Regions from separate parts of the Homo sapiens genome. Here region 2 is linked to region 1. A link is a contact called in ENCODE Hi-C or POLR2A ChIA-PET data. All regions are on one chromosome and are shown on one strand. Each heading gives the region's core, a stretch centred on a gene start or an enhancer-like site at or near the end of the contact. The rest is flanking DNA. Distances are from core to core; before and after follow the strand shown. Region 1 has its middle 22 kb from the start of CBX7. Region 2 holds the start of MIEF1 (mitochondrial elongation factor 1).

Region 1 (5,657 bases), core at 795-3,294:
CATGTCTCAGTGTTGTCTTCCCCCAGCTGGGCCCTGGGCAGCCCCCTCCCTGAGCACTCCTCCACCAGCCCTCAGTCCACAGCTGGGAAAACTGAGGCCTCTAATCTGGGGGCTACTCAGGCACATGGTTGGAGTTCAGTTATCTGTGTGTCCCCCAGGCCTGGCACAGAGCCCCGCACTGGGGTGGACTCTGCAGTGGGAGATGGTGGATGGGTTCAGCACAGAGCCCAGCGCTGGGGTGGACTCTGCAGTGGGAGATGGTGGGTGGGTTCAGCACAGAGCCCAGCGCTGGGGTGGACTCTGCAGTGGGAGATGGTGGGTGGGTTCAGCTGTGCTGGAATCTTGCTCCACCACAGCATGCTGTGCAGCCTGGAGCAGGTCCCTCAACCTCTCTGAACCTCCATTTTCTCATTTGTAAAACCAGGAAGAATGAGGCCTATTTTTTAGGCTTGTAGTGAGAATTGACAAGACAACGTATGCAAAATAAATATCACAGTATAAGGTGGTTGCCATTCATTCATTCTATAAATATTGATTGAACACCTTTTTTTTTTTTTTTTTCAGATGGAGTTTCACTCTTGTTGCCCAGGCTGGAGTGCAGCGGTGTGACCTCAGCTCACTGCAAACTCCGCCTCCTGAGTCCAAGCAATTCTCTTGCCTCAGCCTCCCAAGTAGCTGGGATTACAGGCGTGTGCTACCACGCCTGGCTAATTTTGTACTTTTTTTTTTTTTTTTTTAACTAGAGATGGGGTTTCACCACCTTGGTCAGGCTGGTCTCAAACTCCTGACCTCAGGTGATCTGCCTGCTTCGGCCTCCCAAAGTGCTGCGATTACAAGCGTGAGCCACTGTGCCCGGCCTGATTGAACACCTATTATGTCTCATTATTATTAAGTTCAAAAGAAAAGAAGCCAATTCAGCAGACCCCAGATTCTGACCTCCCATCCTATGCTGTTTCCTGGTGCATCCTCCACTCCTAATCCACACGGAGGCGTCACCCTAAATTACCCGGCTGCACATATCACTACCCTGGTCAAAAGCCCCCAGCAGTTCCCCGGTGCCTAGGGTGTCAGCTCCCGACTCCTGGCAGTGACACTGAAGACCCTCTGTGATCTGGTTCCAGCCTCTTTTCCATGGGATCTCTCTATCTTGTGACACCAACTTTGACTACAGGTGTGCAGATCTGGGTCCCGTGGCCAGAACACCCTGGGCTTTCTCACTGCCACGCCTGTGCTCCTGCTATGCCCTTGAGTGGAACAGCTACCATTTTTGTCCTTACCCAACAAAGTCCCGTCCGCATTTTCTGGCCCATTTCCCCCAGGTGGCCTCTCTGACCACCTGGAGCCAGGCTCTGAACCTCAGTCAGCCTCCTCGCCTAAGCATCCCGTTCCCCACTCCCCAACCGGGCCCTGCAAGGCCAGCTCTATCACCAATCATTGGCAGGAACCACTGGGCTAACAGCAGGTGCTGGACCGATCCACATGACAGGGGATGGCCTGACCTGCCCGTGTGATCAGAGTCCAGCTCTGCCACTGTCCCACGGGGATCATTCTTATCCGTCACATTCCTAAATGGACTAGAATGGTGGCCTCCTCTGCCCTGGGACCCTACTCTCTCCAGGCAATGGAGAAAGAGCCAGGGGTCCCCCCACCACTAACTGCCCCACTGACACTGTGGGGTCTCTTCCCATAGTCACGGTGCAGGCATCAACCAGATACCAGACTAAATGGGATTATCCAGACAGGACCACTGGGCCAGAGCCTTCTGCTGGAGGGAGGGAGCTTTGCTCCTCCCCTACACCCTCCCTGTTCCAGGGCTCAGTCCCTTCCACAAGGTCCCACCAAGCCTTCACAAGCCTGCCCCGTCTAGCGATGGGGAGCCCCATACCCCCTGGGGCATCTTGTCCATCTCTGATAGTTAGTTCAGAGCTGAGCTAGCTGCCTCCACGGAATTTCTGCCCCATTCATTCATCCTCTGTGAGTTCCTTCTGCACGCATTGAGCACCTACTGGGTGCTAGTTGATGTGCCAGCTCGCCTGAGCTTTGCAACACCTCTGTGAGGTGTGAAGGCGGATGCTGATGACAGTGATGGTTACAAAACCAATGAGGAAAGTGAGGTGCAAAACCAATGAGGAAAGTGAGGTGCAAGAGAGATCGCCACCCACACAGAATCTCACAATCATCAGGCAGCGGCTGGGCCAGGAGTAGATTTTCCATCTGGGTGACCCAGGAGCCTGTGCTCTTTCTTCCACTGAACTGAATACGTCCCCTAGCAGGACTTAGGAGGGGTAATACTTGGGGAGGTGGGGGCAGGACTAGCCTATCCAGTCCCCCAAAGCCTTCAGTAGAGGGCATAGAGCTGGACCTGCGTTGGGGTTACCAAGGGTAGCCAAGGGTAGTTTTGGAGCTGCTGCAGCCGCTGCTCACCCCCGGGAGCCTCCTTCTGAGAAGGAAGTATTATTGAGCCTACATTGTGTTGGGAGGGAAAACGTGGGGTCCTTGGAGCCCTGCCAGCCCCCTGCCTTCAGGCTGTTTGGCTTTGTTTGTTTTTTTGGTCTTTTTTTTTTTTCCTTTTTCTTTGGGCTGATTGTTCTCATTAAATCTTTTTGTCCTGTTTTGTTTTTTACGGGGCTGACAATGCTGCTCAGTGCTTAGCGCGGCTTCCTGTGTTTCTGCCCCAGCGCAGGCCTCGATGGGGCTGTGCTTCCTGTTGTGAGCCGTCGCCATGGCAACTGGAGGCCTGGTGGGCTCCATGGGGGTATGGGGAGGGGTGACATCAGTGACGTCACCGGGTGAGAAGGCAAGGGGCAGGGGTCTGGAGGGGGTTGCATGGGGGAAGGGCAGCCAGCAGCCAGCCGGCGCATTGCTGGGAGCTGACTCACAGCCCGGGAAGGGGAAGAATGCCCTCACATTCTTTTGGGAGGTAAACAAGGTCAGGGAATGCGGCTGGGATCCTGTTTACCTGACCCTGGCCCCCCGGGGGACCCGAAGCCCTTACAGGACAACACACTGGAATAGAACCAGCCAGACTTGGGGGGCTAGGGAAGCAGGGGAGAAGAGAGGAACCGTGAGGGGCCCCCAGGTGGGGGCCAGAGACAGAAAGCCCAGGATTCCAATCACATCTCCACTAGGTGACAGCGTGACAGCTCTATGACTCTGAGCAAGCCACATGGCCTCCCTGTGCCTCAGTTTCCCCTATTTCTAAATGGGGAGAATTTCTCGTGCAGATGGTCCCTTGGTCTCCAATCACTTTGGGCTGGTTTCGGGGGTTGCGAGGGTGGCAGCACAGCCCGTGCCTCTGCATTTTCTCCGTTCTCCACCCGCCCAAGGCCTGATCCAAGGCTAGGGTCTCCACGTCTCTGCCTGCACCTGACCCTGCTAGGGTAATGCCCCAGACCTGTAGCCAAACCAAAGGGCCGAGGTGGGCTGGCCTCGAAGGGAGGTGATGGGCGTGCAGCCCAGGGCGGGGCGCGGCACCTCTAGGATCCCAGGGCTGGAGTTGGTGCAGCTAGCCCCGCTCTCTCCCCTACCCTGTGTCCCCCCTTCAGCTTTCTCAGAGCCCCACCTCTTATCCCTGAACCTCCAGAGTGACGGCCTCCCCTGCTCATTAGGGAGGGTCCAGAGGAGCCCCTCCTGGTGCCAATGGTCTGTATCCTGATCAAACTCTGGGATTCCATGGTGCTGAGATCTGCAAGAACAGCCCCGGGGGCAGGGCCGGACTCTGCATCTCTAAGACAAACCTTTGCCACCTTTGAAACTGACCAGCTGGGAACAACGTGCCCTTCCCCCACAGGTGCCATGTGAGGGCACAGGCCATGCCCCCATGGCCACAGTTGAGTTGGGGCCACCTGGCCTATGGCTGAGAGTCTGGGTATCAGAGTCTGACTGGCTTTGCGGCTTGCTAGCTAGGGCCTTCGGTCAAGCTCCTTAGCCTCTGTGAGCCTCAGTTTCCTGATCTGCAAAGCAGAAGCTCCCAGGGTTGATGTGAGACTGAGTGAGTTAATTCACATGAAGCCCTTAGCGCATAGTAGGCCCTCATATGTGCTGAACCCACACAGAGCCAGCCCCCACAGACCCCTGCATCCTCCGCAGCAGCACCCAATGCCCCCGTCTCTGAGGGCTCCCCTATGCTGAACACCCGTCCCAGTGCAGGAACAGTGCCCACCAGATGCCCCATGGTTTTCCCATAAAGGGACCGGACTTGGGTTTCCCTGGACAGGGAATATCCTGTTCTGGGCTGGCGGGGGGGAGGAAGAGGAGCGGGAAGGACACGGCGGCTCCGCATTCCTGGCATTCTTGGCGGCCGCCCTGTCCAGCTGCCTCGGCGCTGCCGGGGGCCCTGGCCTACTGCCATGCTGGCCCGACACGGCACAGCAGCACCCCGCTTGGGGCGCCCCTTGGACTTGGGGTGATAGAGGACCCATCTTGTGCCAGTCCCACCCATCCCAGACTATCGCAGAAGCAAATGAACCCCAACCCTGGAAGCAGAGATTCGGGGGCTCTGGGAGGAGTCAGTTAACAGGGGAGGAGTTTCTGCTTTCAGTTCTACCTTATGGGGCTCCCTAGCCCACCTACCGTTCCCCAGGGAAGCTCTCGGGGTCAGAGCCGGAAGAGGGGAGAGGTAGAAGACTCCTGGGTTCTAGTCTCCAGTGCCCAGACAGCCACTTCCCCTCTCTGGGACTCAGTATCTCTGTCTGCAAGATGGGAGACTTTGATCCCTTCCTTGGGCAACCCCAGCATTGCTGCCCTTGTCACGCTCTATGGCATCATCACTGCCTCTCTGCAGAGCCTGTGCCTCTGGCTAAGGGCAGGAGCCCATCCCTTCTCCGCACTGGGCCGGGCCTGGTGGGATATAGTGGTTCCCACCGCCACGCAGCCATGGTATGCAGGATTCGAACATTCAGAGGGGAGGGCCTGGGGGCGGTCAGGCTCTGGAGCCCTCACCCTGGGAGTGCCTTTGGGGTCCTAGGAGGAAAGGGGTCCTTGTCCAAGATCCCACAGCTAGCTCGGTCAAGCTGACCCGGGAATCCGGGGACTTGCTGTTCTGCAAAACCACCAGAAACTAGGGTAATTCTTTTCCATGTTTTTCTGCAAACGCCCCCTAGTTTCAGGCCCAGAGCAGTCTGGGGAGAAGCTGGGAGCTGGAGGCTTCAGAGACCTCCACTCTGCAGGAGACCAAGCCCGCTCCCCATGCTGCCCTCTGCCCTTGGGGAGCCTGGAGGGGTCTTCCAGGGCCGGGAGGGGACAGGCAGGAGGGGCTGCAGTGGGATGGATGCATCTGGGCTGCCAGTCTCTAGCCTCCCACCCTCTCCCTCCCCTCTCCTGCTGGCTCGAGGACCACCCCAAGCCCCTGCCCAGTCCTGGGAACTCCAGCTCCATCTGCACTGCAGGCCCCATTTCCCACTTCAACAGCTCACGGTGGCTCTGGGCACAGGGACCAGAGCAACCTGGTCCAGGCCACAGCGAGAGGCAGGAGCAGCTCTTTGCTGGAGTCAGGAGGCCTGAGAAGTCCCTGGGCCTCTGCACCTCCACTTGATCATCACAGGGTTAGAGGATGTGGTCCCTGGGGCCAGCCTCATCAGTCCTCTGTGGTCCCAGGATTCTGAAATTCAACTGTTTGGTTCTGAGACCATCAGTCACCTCCTTCTGCCTGCCCTTGA
Region 2 (5,657 bases), core at 1,103-3,602, 330 kb after region 1:
CGTCTCTACTAAAAATACAAAAATTAGCCGGGCATGGTGGTGTGCGCCTGTAGTCCCAGCTACTCGGGAGGCTGAGGCAGGAGAATCACTTGAACCCGGGAGGCAGAGGCTGCAGTGAGCCAAGATCGCGCCACTGCACTCCAGCCTAAAGACAGAGCGAGACTCCATCTCAAAACAAACAAACAAACAAACAAACAAACACCCTGCAATATCAATCCAAGAGATCCTGGAATGCCTCTTGCCCTGTGAAACCTGGCAGAGCCCTGAGGTTTGGGTCAGTGCCCCCTGCCGTGGGTCTCTGGCCTACAAAGGCACCATGGGTACGTACATGTAAGTGCTAGATACCACCTCACTGCCCACACTCCATTGCCACGGAAGCATCGGGGGCAGGGAGAGGCCTTGTCAGTCTAAGTAAAGATAAGACCCTGAAGAGCAAGTGGATCTAGAGGGGCTGATCCGAAGGGGAGACCCCTCCAAATGACCTCCCTCTGTCCCTCCCTCCGAAAAATAACATTCCATAGAACAAGAAAGTCAGGAGAGATATGAAGAGGTCATCTGGTATGCCGATGGAAATGCCACCAATTATATTTATTTGGGTCACAAAATTCTTTAAAAAGCAAATTAGGGCAGCCTGAAAGAGTGGAAAGAACACACATTTCAGAGTAAGACAGACTTGGCTTCCACTGAAAGCTTCTTTCCTTCTTAGCTCAGTGTCTTAGAAACTACTATGCCTCTCTCCATCTTGGTTTTCTTTTCTTTTCTTTTTCTTTTTTTTGAGACCGAGTCTTGTTCTGTCGCCCAGGCTGGAGTACAGTAGCGTGATCTTGGCTCACTGCAACCTCTGCCTCCCAGGCTCAAGCAATTCTCCTGCCTCAGCCTCCCAAGTAACTGGGATTACAGGTACAATGCCACCACTCCCGGCTAATTTTTGTATTTTTAGTAGAGATGGGGTTTCACCATGTTGGTCAGGCTGGTCTCGAACTCCTGACCTCAAGTAGATCCGCCCACCTCAGCCTCCCAAAGTGCTGGGATTACAGACGTGAGCCACCGTGCCCAGCCCTGCAACAGACTCTTGATTGGTCTCCCTGCCTCAGCCCTGGTTCCATTCCGTTATTCTCAAGCCAGACAGATCCCATTGAAAGGGAAGTCAGATCCCAGCACTTCTTGGCTCTGAACCCTGCTGTGGTTCCTTTGCACCCGCCATCTCCCTCCCAGTTCTGGTAAGGGCCTCCCCTCTGGCCTCTTTCCCAGCTCCTGCTCACTCAGCTGCGAAAGCACTGGCTTTCTCCCTGTGGCTCCTAGACCACGCTGAGCTTAAAGGCTTACCTGGGGGGAGGCCTGAAATGCTCTTCCCTGCAATGTTCTTCTCCTGGTTCTCGTCCTTTTATCAGATAGCCTGACTATTCTGCAATTGCCCACCCCTCTACTGGTAGATATTACCTTTTAATCCTCACCACAGCCCCAAGGCTGGGTGAGGTTAGGAAACTTGGCAGAGGGCAGCTGTCCCTAAGTGGTGGAACTGGAACTAGGAGCCAGCGGTGGCCCCGGTGGCCCCGGACTCCAAAGCCCCAGGCCCTGGGCTTGGCAGAGCCAGGCATGGAGGGAGGCAGTTGGGGGAGGGAGCTTCCATAGAGACACGGCCTCCGTCCTCAAATCTAGTGAGAGACAGAGAAGCAAATGGATAAATTACAGTGCCTGGCATATGGTAGGCGCCAAGAAATACGTTTTGTTGTTGAACAGATTATGAGGCGTAAGATGTGCAGACATTTCCGTGGGGCCCAAAGAAGGCACGTGAGTGTGTTAGAGGGAGGCGAGGAAGGGGCTGGGAGAGATTTCCCAGTGAAGGGGGGCATTTGAGGTAGACTTTGAAGGAAGGGTAGGAGTTTGCCAGAAGCCATGGGGCCTGGGGAGTAGGAACAGCATGGAGGGATGAAAAGAAGGCGATCTGAGAAAATGGGTTTTGAGGAGCTCTGAATATTAGTGTTAGAATTCCCTCAGGTACCCCAGGGCCCCAGCCAGAGATCAGCATATACAGTACAGGAGGCTGGCCAGGTACCCCGACAGGCTAAGGGGTTGCCAGCAGGTGAGGGGCCTACCCGGTGCGGCAGCCTTGTTGGACAGCGAGGCTACCTCCTGCCCTCTGAACTTCTGCCAGCATCGGGACCACCCCGGTACCCACAGCCGGACCCGGACACCGGAGTCCTCTGGGGGCGGGGCGCGAGTGGCCTCTGCAGGCCAGTCCCTTGGTGAGGTCACACACGGAGGCGGGGCTCAGGATTGGGGGGCGGAATCATGCGCAGGGGGCGGGGCCCGAGAGAGAGCTTGGAGAAGACCGGAAGTCCCTCCGCCTCCACTCGCCCTCGTGCTCCCTTCAGCCCCTTCGCAGCTCCGTGCGCAAGGTCGTGTCCCGGAAGTGAAGGGGCCATGTTGATGGGTGACCCGGGGAGAGGTACCCGGCCAGAGGCGAGTCCTGCGGAGTGGTAGCGCGCACGGCCTGCGGGTGAGTGAGAGAAGGAATGAGGGCCGCCGGCGGCTGGGCGGCGGGGAGGTTGCAGCGCCTCCTCTCAGGCTGCTGCCGGCGCCTCGCATGCGGCCCGGAGTCAGGATACCAGCATGCAGCCGGGGGTCTCGCCCCATCCCGCCCTGGACTTTCCCCTGGGAGACCCCTCGGCTGCCCCGCCCCGCCCCAACCTCGGAGACCTCCAGTGCCCCGAAGCAGGCCTGCCCTGGCCTCTGGGCCTCCGCACCCCGGCCCGGCCCCCACGGTTGGTGAAGTGCAGACTGGCTGGGGCTCAGCCGCCCAGTCGCCCAGCGACCTTGTAGTTACAGCCCTCGCCGTGACAGTCGCCTTTTACAGCATCAAACACTTCTGTTGATTTTCTGCATCGGGAGGTCCTTAGGGCCGAGGGATCTCTTAAACAGTTGAGGAAAAATGGGCAGGGATGGTGGCTTGCTCAAGCTTGCGCAGGAAGTTAGCAAGGCCGGAGGCTAAGGGCTCGCGGACTTTGGGCCCAAAGTCCAATCTTTTTTTCCAGCCAAATACTTCCCCCACTTGGTGTCATTTCTTTATTTCTGAAACGGAGGTGATCATTTCTTCCACATAGGGACGTTGTGAAATTCTCTCCGTTACGCATAATTTTGAGCCCCTTGTATGTGCCAAGCGCTGTGCTGGGAAAGTTCGTGGAGCACCCAGAAGTGCTGTACACACGGTCCGGCTCCAGCAAAGGGTAACTCATTCCAGAGGCAGGCAGAGTTGGGGTCAGGAGTGCAGCCCTCCCCTTGACAGCTGTGGGCCCGCGGGCAAGTTACTTCCCTCTGGGAGATTGTTTCCTCCACTTAAAATGGGGTAATGTTGACCCCTAGGGTAGCTGACAGAATGAGTTGTTATGTGAGACATGCTTCGAACATTGCACGTTGTATATAGTGCAATATAATGCAATAAGCATTTACTGTTACTAAGAACCCTGACCACCTTCTAGATTCTTAATTTAAATGTGGTCATGGGCAACAAAGCACTTTACAGATATGCTTGTGTAAGGGTTTATTGTTACTGAAGGAAGGCAGTGGCAGTTTATACTTAAATGTAATTATTTATTGAGCATTTACAAACCTGGCTAGGTGCTACTAATAATATCTGCTGTTGATAGAGTGCTTCGTGTGTGCCAAGTGCTGTTCTAAACATATTCACATACATTAAACTCATTTAGTGCTTATGCCAACCGTATGGGCAAAATATGATTTTTATCCTCACTTCACAGATGAGGAACTGAGACAGTCACAGAGAGGTTAGGAGACTTGCCCACGGTCATGCAGCTCGTAAGTGCTGGTGCCAGGATTCAAGTATGGCTGAGTGCTTGTCTTCAACCCTCCTAGATCACCCCCTGTGGTGAAGTTCTATTACCGTTCATTACGTGCACAGTTCTCAAAATAATCCTATGTGGTAGGTACTATTGCCATAATATCCTAATCTCCATTTTATAAGTGAGGAAGCTGGTGCTCAGCGGGGGTTCAGTCCTTTGCCCAAAGTCATATGGCAAGTAAGTGGCAGGGCCAGGATTTGAGCCCTGGTGAACCACAACCTGTATGTTTCCAGAATGGGCATCCAGAGGCTGGGGTCTCTAGTTCTAGTCTTGCCATTAAGTCATACGGTGACCTGGAGCGGGGGGTCTCTGGAACTTGGATTAAAAAGCCCTCACATAGTCTCTACAGGTCCTTTTGTTATTAATTCTGATACTAGGCTTGTATGTCTTTCCTTCTGTTTATAGTGTGACACCCAGCCCCTGCCAGTCCCCCATGGCCCCGTGGAGCCGAGAGGCGGTGCTGAGTCTCTATCGGGCTCTGTTGCGCCAGGGCCGACAGCTTCGCTACACTGATCGAGACTTCTACTTTGCCTCCATCCGCCGTGAATTCCGAAAAAATCAGAAGCTAGAGGACGCTGAGGCCCGGGAGAGGCAGCTGGAGAAGGGCCTGGTCTTTCTCAACGGCAAATTGGGGAGGATCATTTAGGATCCTCCAAGGGAAAGAGGACAAAGGTGCCTTCTGTAGACACTCCTGCTCTCTTCCATCCCCATCTTACAGATGTATTAAGAAGCCTCAGGTACGTAGGCCCTCGTTCCTGTAGGTTTCCTTATTTTTTGTTGCAAGGGACCGAGAAAAGGATCAAAGTCATCCTTTTAGTCATTAGAAATCAGTGCAGAGCCAGGTGCACTGGTGTGCACCTATAGTCCCAACTCTGCAGGAGGCTGAGGCAGGAGGATGGCTTCAGCCCAGGAGGTTGAGGCTGCAGTGAGGTATGATTGCACCACTGCACTCCAGGCTGGGTGACAGAATGAGACCCTGTCTCTGGGGTGGGGGGGAAAAAAGAGGACATTTGAGGTCTGCCTCAAATGAGAAATAGAGGTTTACCAGCAGCAGGGCAGGAATAAGCAAATGCCTGGAGTGGGAACTGCAATTTTCTTTTTTAAGAGACAGGGTTGGCCCGGTGCGGTGGCTCACGCCTGTAATCCCACCACTTTAGGAGGCCAAGGCAGGAGGATCACAAGGTCAGGAGTTCGAGACCAGCCTGGTCAGCATGGTGAAACCCTGTCTCTACCAAAAATACAAAAAATTAGGCGGGCATGGTGGCGCATGCCTTAAGTCCCAGCTACTCAGGAGGCTGAGGCAGGAGAATTGCTTGAACCCGGCACGTGGAGGTTGCAGTGAACCAAGATCGCGCCACTGCACTCCAGCCTGGGTGACAGAGTGACACTCCGTCTCCAAAAAAAAAAGAGACGGGGTCTCGCTCTCGCCCAACCTGGAGTACAGTGGCATGATCATAGCTCTCTGGAACCTTGAATGCCTGGCCTCAAGCAGTCCTCCCTTCTCAGCCTCCTGAGTAGCTGGGACGCCAGGCATGTACCAATGTGCTCAGCTAATTTTTTATTTATTTATTTTTTTTGTAGAGACGGTCTTGCTATGTTGCCCAGGCTGCTTTCAAACTCTTAGCCTCAAGCGATCCTCCCACCCTTGCCTCCCAAAGCTTTGGGATTATAGGTTCAAACAGCTCTGCCTGTCCAGAAACTGCACTTTGTAGTCTGGAAACTTAAGTCTGATGTGGCCAGCATGGTACCCCTGTAAGGCAAATAGCCAGAGTTGAGGCTGGGCCTGGTCTGGAAGGA

The links. Hi-C counts contacts between places; a loop is a spot of excess contacts on that map. ChIA-PET counts read pairs that join two places held with the same protein, here RNA polymerase II (POLR2A). Pooled maps may share reads with other maps.
Region 2: a map of IMR-90 shows a loop between it and region 1 (4-fold over the local background). The contact joins the promoter of MIEF1 here to the enhancer-like site in region 1. A Hi-C loop is called at or near these places in 13 of 168 maps with a recorded cell type or tissue (IMR-90, K562, adrenal gland and 9 more), 2 of 37 single-sample maps with no recorded cell type and 7 of 50 pooled maps. POLR2A ChIA-PET finds 5 or more read pairs at or near these places in 4 of 52 experiments (AG04449, WTC11, activated B cell and 1 more).

What each region holds. Positions count from the first base shown.
Region 1 is chr22:39,172,072-39,177,728 of GRCh38, forward strand. No RefSeq gene overlaps it. Among named protein-coding and RNA genes, the nearest start is that of CBX7, 22 kb to the left of the region's middle. RefSeq lists enhancers at 1-432, 1,445-2,114, 4,113-4,407. Within about 2 kb of position 2,045, at least 37 of the 41 ENCODE cell types and tissues checked have a DNase peak (open chromatin) inside an H3K27ac peak, as active enhancers do; they include IMR-90, adrenal gland, heart left ventricle and 6 more, where a contact is called at or near this core.
Region 2 is chr22:39,499,938-39,505,594 of GRCh38, forward strand. It overlaps MIEF1 (mitochondrial elongation factor 1), which reads left to right and starts at 2,353. Exons shown (of 6, transcript NM_019008.6): 1 at 2,353-2,500; 2 at 4,266-4,597. LOC105373035 (a long non-coding RNA gene) reads right to left here and starts at 2,223. Exons shown (of 3, transcript XR_938263.4): 1 at 2,097-2,223; 2 at 1,327-1,655; 3 at 555-631. MIURF (mitochondrial elongation factor 1 upstream open reading frame) reads left to right here and starts at 4,294. Exons shown (of 1, transcript NM_001414695.1): 1 at 4,294-4,506. The coding sequence starts at 4,294. The coding sequence ends at 4,506. RefSeq lists enhancers at 2,133-2,634, 2,492-2,541, 2,635-3,134 and a silencer at 2,642-2,751.